Linked DNA regions of Homo sapiens: region 2 is linked to region 1. The links are chromatin loops, found by intact Hi-C in ENCODE. Cell type or tissue: endothelial cell of umbilical vein. All regions are shown on one strand. Links, peaks and the distances in the headings refer to the core of each region. The heading gives the core; the rest is flanking DNA.

What was found. Hi-C counts contacts between places; a loop is a spot of excess contacts. Peaks named below come from ENCODE experiments on the same cell type or tissue, not always from the same donor. Only the 100,000 strongest peaks of a DNase experiment are listed, where the experiment ranks them.
Region 2: it touches region 1 in a loop (2.8-fold over the local background); 1 of 110 quality-filtered maps calls a loop at or near these places.

The regions. Positions count from the first base shown.
Region 1 is chrX:118,222,928-118,229,079 of GRCh38, reverse strand. No RefSeq gene overlaps it. Among named protein-coding and RNA genes, the nearest start is that of KLHL13, 110 kb to the right of the region's middle. In endothelial cell of umbilical vein, for the core only: a CTCF peak has its summit at 2,843 (motif pointing right); DNase peaks (open chromatin) are centred at 2,979 and 3,519; H3K27ac peaks cover 1,072 bases.
Region 2 is chrX:117,902,707-117,906,706 of GRCh38, reverse strand. The region is part of intron 6 of KLHL13 (kelch like family member 13); the gene reads left to right. Among named protein-coding and RNA genes, the nearest start is that of KLHL13, 210 kb to the left of the region's middle. In endothelial cell of umbilical vein, for the core only: no CTCF peak of the experiment used is centred there; no DNase peak of the experiment used is centred there.

The DNA of each region.
Region 1 (6,152 bases), core at 1,310-5,309:
TGCTTGAACCCGGGAGGCAGAGGTTGCAGTGAGCCGAGATCATGCCACTGCACTCCAGCCTGGCAACAGATCGAGACTCCATTAAAAAAAAAAGTGTTGGATACCTGGAAACCATAATTTCTCCCATTTAAGTTATCCCAGAACTCAGGTCTCAAACCTTTTAGACTGTGCACAAAATGAAGTTTTCTCCTTTGGGGTGGCTAAAGATATCTTGGTGCTTTGGAAGCTGTGACCCAGGTGTCTTGATAGGCATTAGGCTTTGGGGAAGGAATGTTGCTTTTCAGACCATTTTCACACATACTTACTGAATAACATGTCAAGGAAAAAGTGAAATGGCCCCTTCCTCATATCTCCATGTTGACCTCACTTCAGTAGGGATGACAGCTTTTGTTTTGTCAGGCCTTGCCAAAAGCTCTATTCAGTGAGAGCTTCCTGTCCTGCAGAAGTTGACTTTTTCTTACAATGGGACTGGTAACTTAACTTGGTCTTCCTGATTGTTATTCTTCAAGTTTGCCATAAACGCTATCTCTCTCTGTGGCCACTCTGGTCCCCATTGGATGAATCTAGTCCACACTTCTTTCCCATTTGGTTGAAGGGCACAGCATTCTTTTTTTTATCTCTAGTGCTATTTCACTGAAAAGGTGTGCAATGGAGGGGTAAGGGTCTTGTGAAAGGAACTTCCTCAAGAGGCAAGTAAATATCTCCTCGCACAACATTCATCTCCAGAGTCACTGTCTCAGGAGCAAAAGGTTTTTGTATTTGTCATAACATTTCTAAAGATCTTAAAAATTTCCTCACAGTGAGCCAGCCGTCTGTACTTTCATGAAGGAGACTGTTGGCCGTGGGTATTCCTGGCCTCTCCCCAATCAAAACTTCAAGCCCTTAGCCTTTCAGGCATTCACACTGTCTCCTTCCTCTGACTTATCAAAATACGTTTGCAGGAAAGAATCTTACATAGATCATTTTCTTTTCAAAATTATGTATATATTTATTAGAGACAGAGTCTCACTCTTTCAACTAGGCTTGAGTGCAGTGGTGTAATCATACCTCATTGTAACCTCAAATTCCCGGACTCAAGAGATCCTACCATTTCTGCCTCCTGAGTAGCTGGGACTGCAGGTGATTGCCACCATGCCCACCTAAGTTTTTCATTTTTTTTTGTAAAAATAGGGTCTCGCTATGCTGGCCTAGGCTAGTTTGGAACTCCAGGCTTCAAATGATCCTCCTGCCTTGGCCTCTCAAAGCACTGGGATTATGGTGTGAGCCACTGCACCCAGCATAGGTCATTTCATTATTTGCATTAGGGTTCAATGTCATCTTTTTCCAGAATTATTTTCATATTATCTTACCTCCATTTGTTGAATAAATGGCTTCTTGCACCTTGCCTTTTCTCCTTCAAATTCAAGTATTGAAAAATAATTAGATTGGCTGGATGTGGTGGCTCACTCCTGTAATCCCAGCACTTTGGGAATACAAAGCAGGAGAATTGTTTCAGTCCAGGAATTCAAGACCAGCCTGGGCAACAAAGCGAGACACTATCTCTACAAAAAAAATTAGGGAAAAGCATCACATTGTACACCTTAAATATATACAATTTAATTTGTCAATTATACCTCAATAAAGCTGGGGAAAATAAATAATTAGGGGAGATTGGAAATTAGGTGGTAATTCTCCGGGTGTCTTTATATACCACTGTATACTCCATCTAAGTGCCCAGATAAATAAAAGATCTAGAATTAGGAGCCAGATTTCCTGAACCCCTATATAATGCCCAATATACCTAAAAAATATTGAGTAACAAACACATCTTCTAGGGGCTAAAGATCATTTTCTCTTGCAGAGCAATGCCTCTGCCCCCGGAAATGTTCTTATAATTTAATTGATCATTGCAAGCTGGACATTGATCCGAGACAAACAAATACTGTCGTGTCATTGAAGGTTGGGTCACTGACTAAGATATGTATCCTGAAGTATGAAGGTGGAGAAATGGAGCCAGGAGCCAAGGAATGTGGGCAGCCTCTAGAAGCCAGAAAGGGTGAGAAACTGTATTTTCTCTTAGAGCTTCCAGAAGGAATGCAGCTGGACTGACACCATGATTTTTTAGGACTTCTGACCTCAGAAGTGTAAGGTAATAAATGTGTATTGTTTTAAGCCACTGAGTTTGTAATAGTTTGCTCCATCAACTACAGAAAATGAATACAGAATCCATGCTTTTCATCACCAGGCCTTGCTGTCTTGGATGCCTACAAAAAGTGAGTCTGTGGAATTACGGGGTCATCCTAAGGAAAAATAGAAAAACATGGCTGTAGGCCGGGCATGGTGGTGAACACCTGTAATCCCAGCACTTTGGGAGGCCAAGGCAGGTGGATTGCTTGTGGCCAGGAATTCGAGACCAGCCTGGCCAACATGGCGAAACTCTGTCTCTACTAAAAATACAAAAATTCGCCGGGTTTGGTGGTGCACGACTATAATCCCAGCTACTCTGGAGGTTGAGGCACGAGAATCACTTGAACCCAGAAGGCGGAGGCTGCAGTGAGCTGAGATCATACCATTGCACTCCAGCCTGGGTGACAGAGTGATATCCTGTCTCAAGAAAGAAAGAAAGAAAAGGAAATAAAAAGAAGAAGAAAAAAAGAAAAACGTTGGGTGGATATGACAGACCAGTATGTATGTGTAATTCAGTAGGGGTTTAGTTTTGCTTTCTACCTTTAAACATGATTAAAAAAAACTTTGATCATTTTTGAAAAGCATATGAAAGACAGAGAGAGAGAAATATCCATCATACTCAAAATTAATCCTTTGAAAATATTATAATTACTGTGGTATCTGGTATCCATCCACTAGATGTCAGGAGAGACAATGTCAAGGCTCCTACTCTGCTTCAACCTTCTACTCAGGTAGCATTCCTGATAAAACTGAAAAGCAAACCATTGTAGAAACCATACGATAATTTACATGTAAAATGCAGACAAGGTACAATAAACATTTCATATGACTTGGTTTTGGAATATATGTGTGAAAATCTAGACTTAGTCTGTGGTCTCATGAGACCAAATATAGCCAGCTCTTTTAAATAGCTTATGGTGGCACACGGAGGGCATTCTGGGTATTTCCCAGTGTCCTGTGGCTTACCCTGTACTTTTTGAACTTTTGAATAACACCTCACCCAGAAAGCTTCTCAGCAGTCTACCCACCACAAGGGAATTTGCTTTACTGGTTTTGCGTTAAGTTGGATCATTTTTGTGGCTCTTCCTAAAACCTGTTTCTGGCTGCCTTCTTAGTGTTCATTTGAGAGAAGCCATTGTGTCTTGAGTGATATTTAATTTACTTATTTAGAAGGTTTATGTAATTTTCCCTAGATCCTGTCTGTTCACTGTTCTTAAACGGATCAGCATGGCTCTGATTGACTACAGTTTCCCTTTTAAATCAAATTTCTTTTGGTTTGCTCCTGGGGCAAAATGGGTGGGTCTGTTAGTGGAGCAGTGAAGGGTAAGACTGTAATAAAGATCATAAATAACAAAAGTTAAAGTCAATGATGTTGTCAGATGACTCATCTGCATGGCATTGGCGTCAAGAGAGCAGAAAAGCAGTGAGAAATAAAAGCAACAACAAAAAAAGGAAAGGGCTTCTTGCTGAACTGTGGGGCGTGTGTGTGTGTGTGTGTGTGTGTGTGTGTGTGTGTGTGCTGGGCCGATTCCCAGGGAAGAAAAGTAGTCACTGATTCTTCTGTGGCATACCTGACCACAAATTGCCCAAGACTTCCCCTTGGTTATAGACAGAGCTTGAATCCCCTATCAAAAAATTGGACCAGAGCTTCTAATAACGTGATCGTATCCCAATACAATGGAAAGTTGAATTTTTATTGTTACCTCCTTAATTCCTCTTATTATATCTCTGTCATTAGTGTCAGGAGATTTTTTCAGGTAACATACTTATATTCTTTCTTAAGGTACAGTATAACTTTTTAAGTTTTCTTCTTTTTCTATTCATGAATCTTGGTTGAATGTTATTTTATATTTGTAGGGCTATGTGGGTTTTCTTCTCTCCTAACTTACAGATGCTCTCAGATCATTGTTTAACTTTGATAGCTTAACATTCTCTTTCTATATTCAAAAAATCAGTGACCTTGCCCTCTATCTGCCGGCTTAAGCTTTCATACACTGATCCAAAGCTTGTTGGAACATGGATATTTTAAACTATTACTCTCCCATATATCTACTTTTTAAGGGATTTTTAAACTTTCATCACTTTTAAATAAGTTTTGAATAACAAATACATGCATATGGTGCAAATCCCAAGCAGTAAAAATAAGTAAATACATTTAAAAAACTCAAAAAGTGAAAAGTTGTCCTTCTATTCTAATCACAGCCATTCGATTTCCTTCCCCAGGGCAATAACTACCACCAACTTGTATTTATTTTCCAAAGACATTCTAAGCATTTACACAATACAAATAATAACATACTTTATACACTCATCAACACTCAACTTTTTTCATTTAGCATTATTTTGGAGGTAGTTCATATCAGTACATGTAAAAATGCCCAATTCAATGTATGGATGAGCCATAATTTGTTGACGGACATCTAGATGGTTTCAAAGTTTTTGCTATTACAAACATTGCTCTAATGCCTATTTTTGTAAAGGTCTTTTTGTATATATGGGAGTATATCTGTAGGTTAAATCCCTTGAATGGAAATTGCTGGGTCAAAGGGTGGGTATATTTTTAATTTTGATAGAAATTACCAAATTGTCTCTATTGCAATCAAAATAATTATTAATCCCATCAACAATGTATGAGGGTGCCCATTTCCCCACACTCTTGCAACAGAATGTGTTATTTTTATCTTTCTTTATCTGATACATATTGTAGTTGTACATATTCTAGATTTAGTTTGCACATTTATGAGACTGAACACATTTCATATGTTTAAGAGAAATAGCTATTTCCTTTTTAAGTGAATTATCTATATTTATCCATTGTCTAATTTGTAATTGGGTTCTTGGCCTTAGTTTTATTGATATGTAGGGGTCCTTTATATATTAAGGAAACTGGCCGTTTGTCTGTAGGGCGTGTTGCTATTTTTTCCAGTTTGTCTTTGATTTCCTGATAATGATTTTTTGTGATACAATTTTTTTAGATTATATAGTCAAATTGATCAATCTTTGCTTTTATGGCTTCTGGGTTATATGGCATCTTAGATCTTTCCCACCCTGAAATTATAAAAAAATTGCCCACGTTTTATTCTAGTATTTTTATGGTTCTGGTACTTCAGATTCAAATATTTAATCCATTTGGTATATGGCATGAGATTTAATTTTCTAAATATACTTTAAAAATCATTATCTTTCCCTCATTATGTAAATATAGCTGCACATTATAAAAATTTTAGAGGTACCAAAAAACTAAAAGAAAGAAAAATTATCTCTCATGTTATCACCTAGAAATAACTACTGTTAACTTTTTTGTAATTCCTTTTTCTTTTTTTCTATATATAGAAACTGCTTTTTTCTTACAAAACTAGGGTCATGTTTATATATAGGGTCATATTATATATATAGTTTAGTATTCTGTCCTTTTTTCAACTTAATATTGTATCATGAGAAGATTTCCCATGTCAAATGTGCTCACTCTTGAAATAGAAACACTTGTTGTCTATCTGGGCCTGTCCATCTGCATCTGCAGTTGATCCTTGAAGAACAGGGGTTTGAACGGCAAAAGTCCACTTACATGTGGCTTTTTTGTTCAATCAAATGAGGAACAAAAGTATTTCTGGGATGCAAAACTGCCTTTGAGGAGGACCAACTTTTCCTATATGGTGGTTCCACAGGGCCAACTGTGGGACTTGAGTATGCAAGGATTTGGGTATATGTAGGTGTCCTGGAATCAATCCCTCATGGGTACTAAGGGACAACTGTATTTTAAGGCTTAGTTTGAAAGCTCTGGAGGGATAGAAACTGTGTCTGTGCAAATGGTTACGACTAGCGTTTGGGCATTCCCGTTTTTTGGTGGGCACCCAGTAAATGCTTACTGATAATGTCATGCTTTCCCTTCCATCATTCTAATCTGTGATTAGAAGTTAAGTACAGAGATACTTAATTTGGGACCAGATTCCATTCTTTATATAATGCTCCAAGAATAAATCACAGTG
Region 2 (4,000 bases), core at 1-4,000, 320 kb after region 1:
GCATTCTGTACTAAACATTTTATTATATAATATATTGGAAGTTTAAAAAATATTTTGTGATTGACTTAGTAAGTGCATTCAAATTTAGAGTCTTGATTTCAGGAGAAAAAAGGCCAAAAAGAGTCATTAGATAAAGCCAAGAAGCAAGAGGTTTCATTTGTTTCTGATCCACTCCACCCCCTTTGAGTTCTTTCTATGTTATACTCAAATAGAAGCAAGAAGTAGATTGTCTTGTCACGTCACATCCTGTATTACGGAGGTAACCAAACTTGATGAAACCTGCCTTGATTACTATTGCTCCCAAAGAATAATATTAATGAAATTTCCTGAATTCTATCCATGATCGTGTTTCTCTTTATATAAATAAAAAATGAATTTGTGTTAGTTGGCATTTCCAGTTTTCTTGGACCCATTGTTTTTGCAGAATAGCAGATTTTGATTCTAAAGAAACTCTTGCCTATATTTCTGAATGTTCCTGCCAGAAACTGAGGTTTTAACATTTCCCCTACCCTACAAGCGCTTTTTAAAAATAGAATTCCTCCTTCAACGCACACATTAACATCTGTTATAATAAATTAACATTCCCATTGTAACTGATTAAGTTGAGACATTCATATGCCTATGTAAATAGAAGGAGGTGATGGGAATGGGTGGCAGGAAGAGGGGATTGATGGGAAAGTCATTTAACAATTTAATAGGTTGATTAGTACCAGTATATCACTTCATACACACAGTAACTATTGCCTGTATATAATTATAAAAAGAAAAATTTGATGGGTACAAAAATAGTTAGAATGAATTAATAAGGCCTAGTATTTGATAGCACAGCAGGGTGACTATAGTCAATAATAATTTAATTGTATGTTTTACAATAAGTATGAGTATATATAATTGGATTATTCGTAACACAGAGGATAAATGCCTGAAAGGATGGATACTCCATCTTCTATGATGTGATTATTATACATTGCATACCTGCATCAAAACATCTCATGTACCCCATAAAAATATACACGTACTATGTACCCACAAAAATTAAAAATTAAAAAAAAAACAGTGGCAACATTTGCAAGACAGTTTAGATCACTTTAATGCATTAGGCCTTTTAAAATCTTTCCATGGGGTACTTGGACCAAAGGAAACCTAAGCCCATTGTTCATCAAAAAAAGACTGTGTGTGTGTGTGTGTGTGTGTGTGTGTGCACGCACTAGCACACGTGCTCACCTGGTTTAGTGCTGAAATATAATTCCTTCAAAATGCTGCTTTCCTTTGACACTGGTTACAATGGGAAACTAGGGGAGGCTTAGAGTAGCTGTCACTTAAGTGTAAAAGGAGTCAGTTATTTCTGGCATCTTTCAAAATTGTGTCATATAAGAAATCAATCTTCTATTGAGGCTTCCTATATTGAAGAAGATTATGACAGCTCCAATATCTTTCACTTCAGTTAAATATTAATAAGTTAAGGTTTCAAATAATGAAATAACTTATAGAAAACATGTTAGATGTTTTTCAAATACATGCACAATAAAACTACTAAAATTTATTAAATGCCTCTATACCCCCCAAAGGATTTGGGGGTTTCTTGATCACTCACCAGCGTTCTATGTTTCTAGAGTCCATCTCCCCTGTATGACAGCCATCACTGTTTAAATGATTTTCTTTAGGCTGATCTCTTTCCTAATCTTAAAGAACAAATAAATTCCACATCCTCTTCTGGGACCGATTCTGGATTCCTATGGAATTATCTCAGAAAATAAGAACTCCTGATATATGTGAGATAACCAACCTAAGTATAATTCTTAAATTGGAGAGATTCTTTAATGTAAACACTAGGCCACCAAACTACTGAAGTTAATTCTCTAGATTAGGGGCCAGCAAACTTTTGTAAAGGGCCAGAAAGAGTCTATTTCCAGCTTTGTGGGCCATTAAATCTCTGTCACAAGTAATCAACTCTGCTGTTGTAGTGTAAAAGCAACCCTACATAATCCATAAACAAATGAGTGAGGCTGTGCTCCAATAAAGCTTTATTTGTGAACATGAAATTTGAATTTTATAGAATTTTCATAAGTTACAAAATAGTCTTGATTCTTTTTCAATGTGTAAAAAATGTAAAATCATTCATATTTTTATCTTTTGGGCCCTACAAAACAGGAAGTAGACTGGATTTGGCCTATGGACTGAGGTTTGCTGCCACCTGCTCTAGATTTTTCCAGTTGCCTCTTTACCATTTCCAACTCTTATAGACTACGATTGAAGCACTGCTTTGTGGCTCCAACTCTTTGCCTTGCATCATCCCTTACTCCCTCTTCCCATCAGAGTTGTTGGTACTAACCTATATCTGAGTGTCGTGTAAATATGGAAAATGGAAATAAGAGCATGTGTATCTACTTTTTAATTAGATGTATTTTATTTTAAAATAAAATACTATTGATTTTACTGATAACAATAGCAACTCTGCATGGAGAATTGCATGACAATAAAAGTTGACAATAAAAATTAAATGCCTGGAACAGCTAAAGGAGATGCATTTTTAGCTGGAAAAAAGCTTAAGAATGATGGACTATTATATAGTAATTTTGTTATTGGTGGTTAATAGCTATCTTGAACTGAGGGCCTCCTGTGTGAGAAAGTACAAATGGATTCTTATAACCACTATTAGGGGAAAATGCAATTAAGTCACTGACAGAGGAATTATCTTTCTACATAGGAAAATATTAATAATAATAAAAAGTGAATAAGTATTCAAATTCTAACTCCACTATAAAAAGAATAAGAAGAAACTAATGGAAATCACATTGGAACAGTTTGAATTAAACATAAGAAAGGACAGTTACAATCCAAAAATTTCAAAGTTTAAGTCAGAGTCCCGCATTAAGAAAAGTGTAAAACTATAGTGAATCCTGTCTTTGGCTTCAAGCAGATGAAGATGATATCTGGAAGTCTTTTTAGACCCCGTTTCTGATAGGATGTGTGGTTTAATTACTTCTAAAAGCTTCCCATTAATGGCTTTGCTAATGCCAAGTACCAATCAATGCACTAGGTTTTCTCTTATGTGGCGAGAGAGAGAGAAGGAGAGAGAGAGAGAGAGAATAATAATGTAGGATTTTGCTTGTCCGTTAGGTAAAAGTCATGCCAAAGGCAAATAGAAATGAACATTTGAAAAGGCATCCAGTGACTGGAAATAGTAAAAAAAAACAACAGTACTGGGGCATGTGGCAGTTTAACTTGTTATTAATTTTAGAAATAGGGTTTAAAAGAAATAGAATTGGCAAGGATCCAGGCCTAAAGCAATGAACAAAGCCAACAAAGCAGTAGGTAAAAATGAGAATAGTAAAAGCCTTTGAAATAAGACTGAAAATTCAAAGCTAAAGTAAGTGGAAAAGGAAGTCAGTAGAGAGATACAAGAAGTGGCATGATATAGGTGTGCTTGGAGGAGAAAAGCATACTTTGCGTAGTGAATTTGATGATGAAATGAAATTATTGAATAGAGCGGAAAAGTAGTCTCTCTCTCTCTCTCTCTCTCTCTCGCTCTCCTCTCTCTCTCTCTCTGTGTGTGTGTGTGTGTGTGTGTTTTGCCTGTCACCATGTTATTTTTTTTTAAGTAGAGAATCTCATTCAAAGGTTGATTCATCAGGATTGCATTTGGTTGCAAGTAGCTAAACCTAATTCCAGTGGCTTGATCAAATTGTCCTACTCAATAAACTTCTGCTTACCCGTCGCTGCCCAGAACTATATCATATGGTGGACCAAAGCTTCAAGGGAACCTGCTAAATTAAATTTCGTTTTTAGCTTGGTGTAGTGCTTCCCTAAGCAGTGTTGTGGTTCTGTTAGTTTAAAAAAGTAGGGTTGGGGGACGCAAGAAATTGGATTAGCAGTTGGCAGTGTCTGCAATAAATAATATGAACTTTTCAAGTCAATCTAGACCTCATGCTTTTGATGAGTTCTCTTAACAGCTTCTCTGCCTTTTAAAAAGTGATTACATTTTCCATCTTTCTTGGTG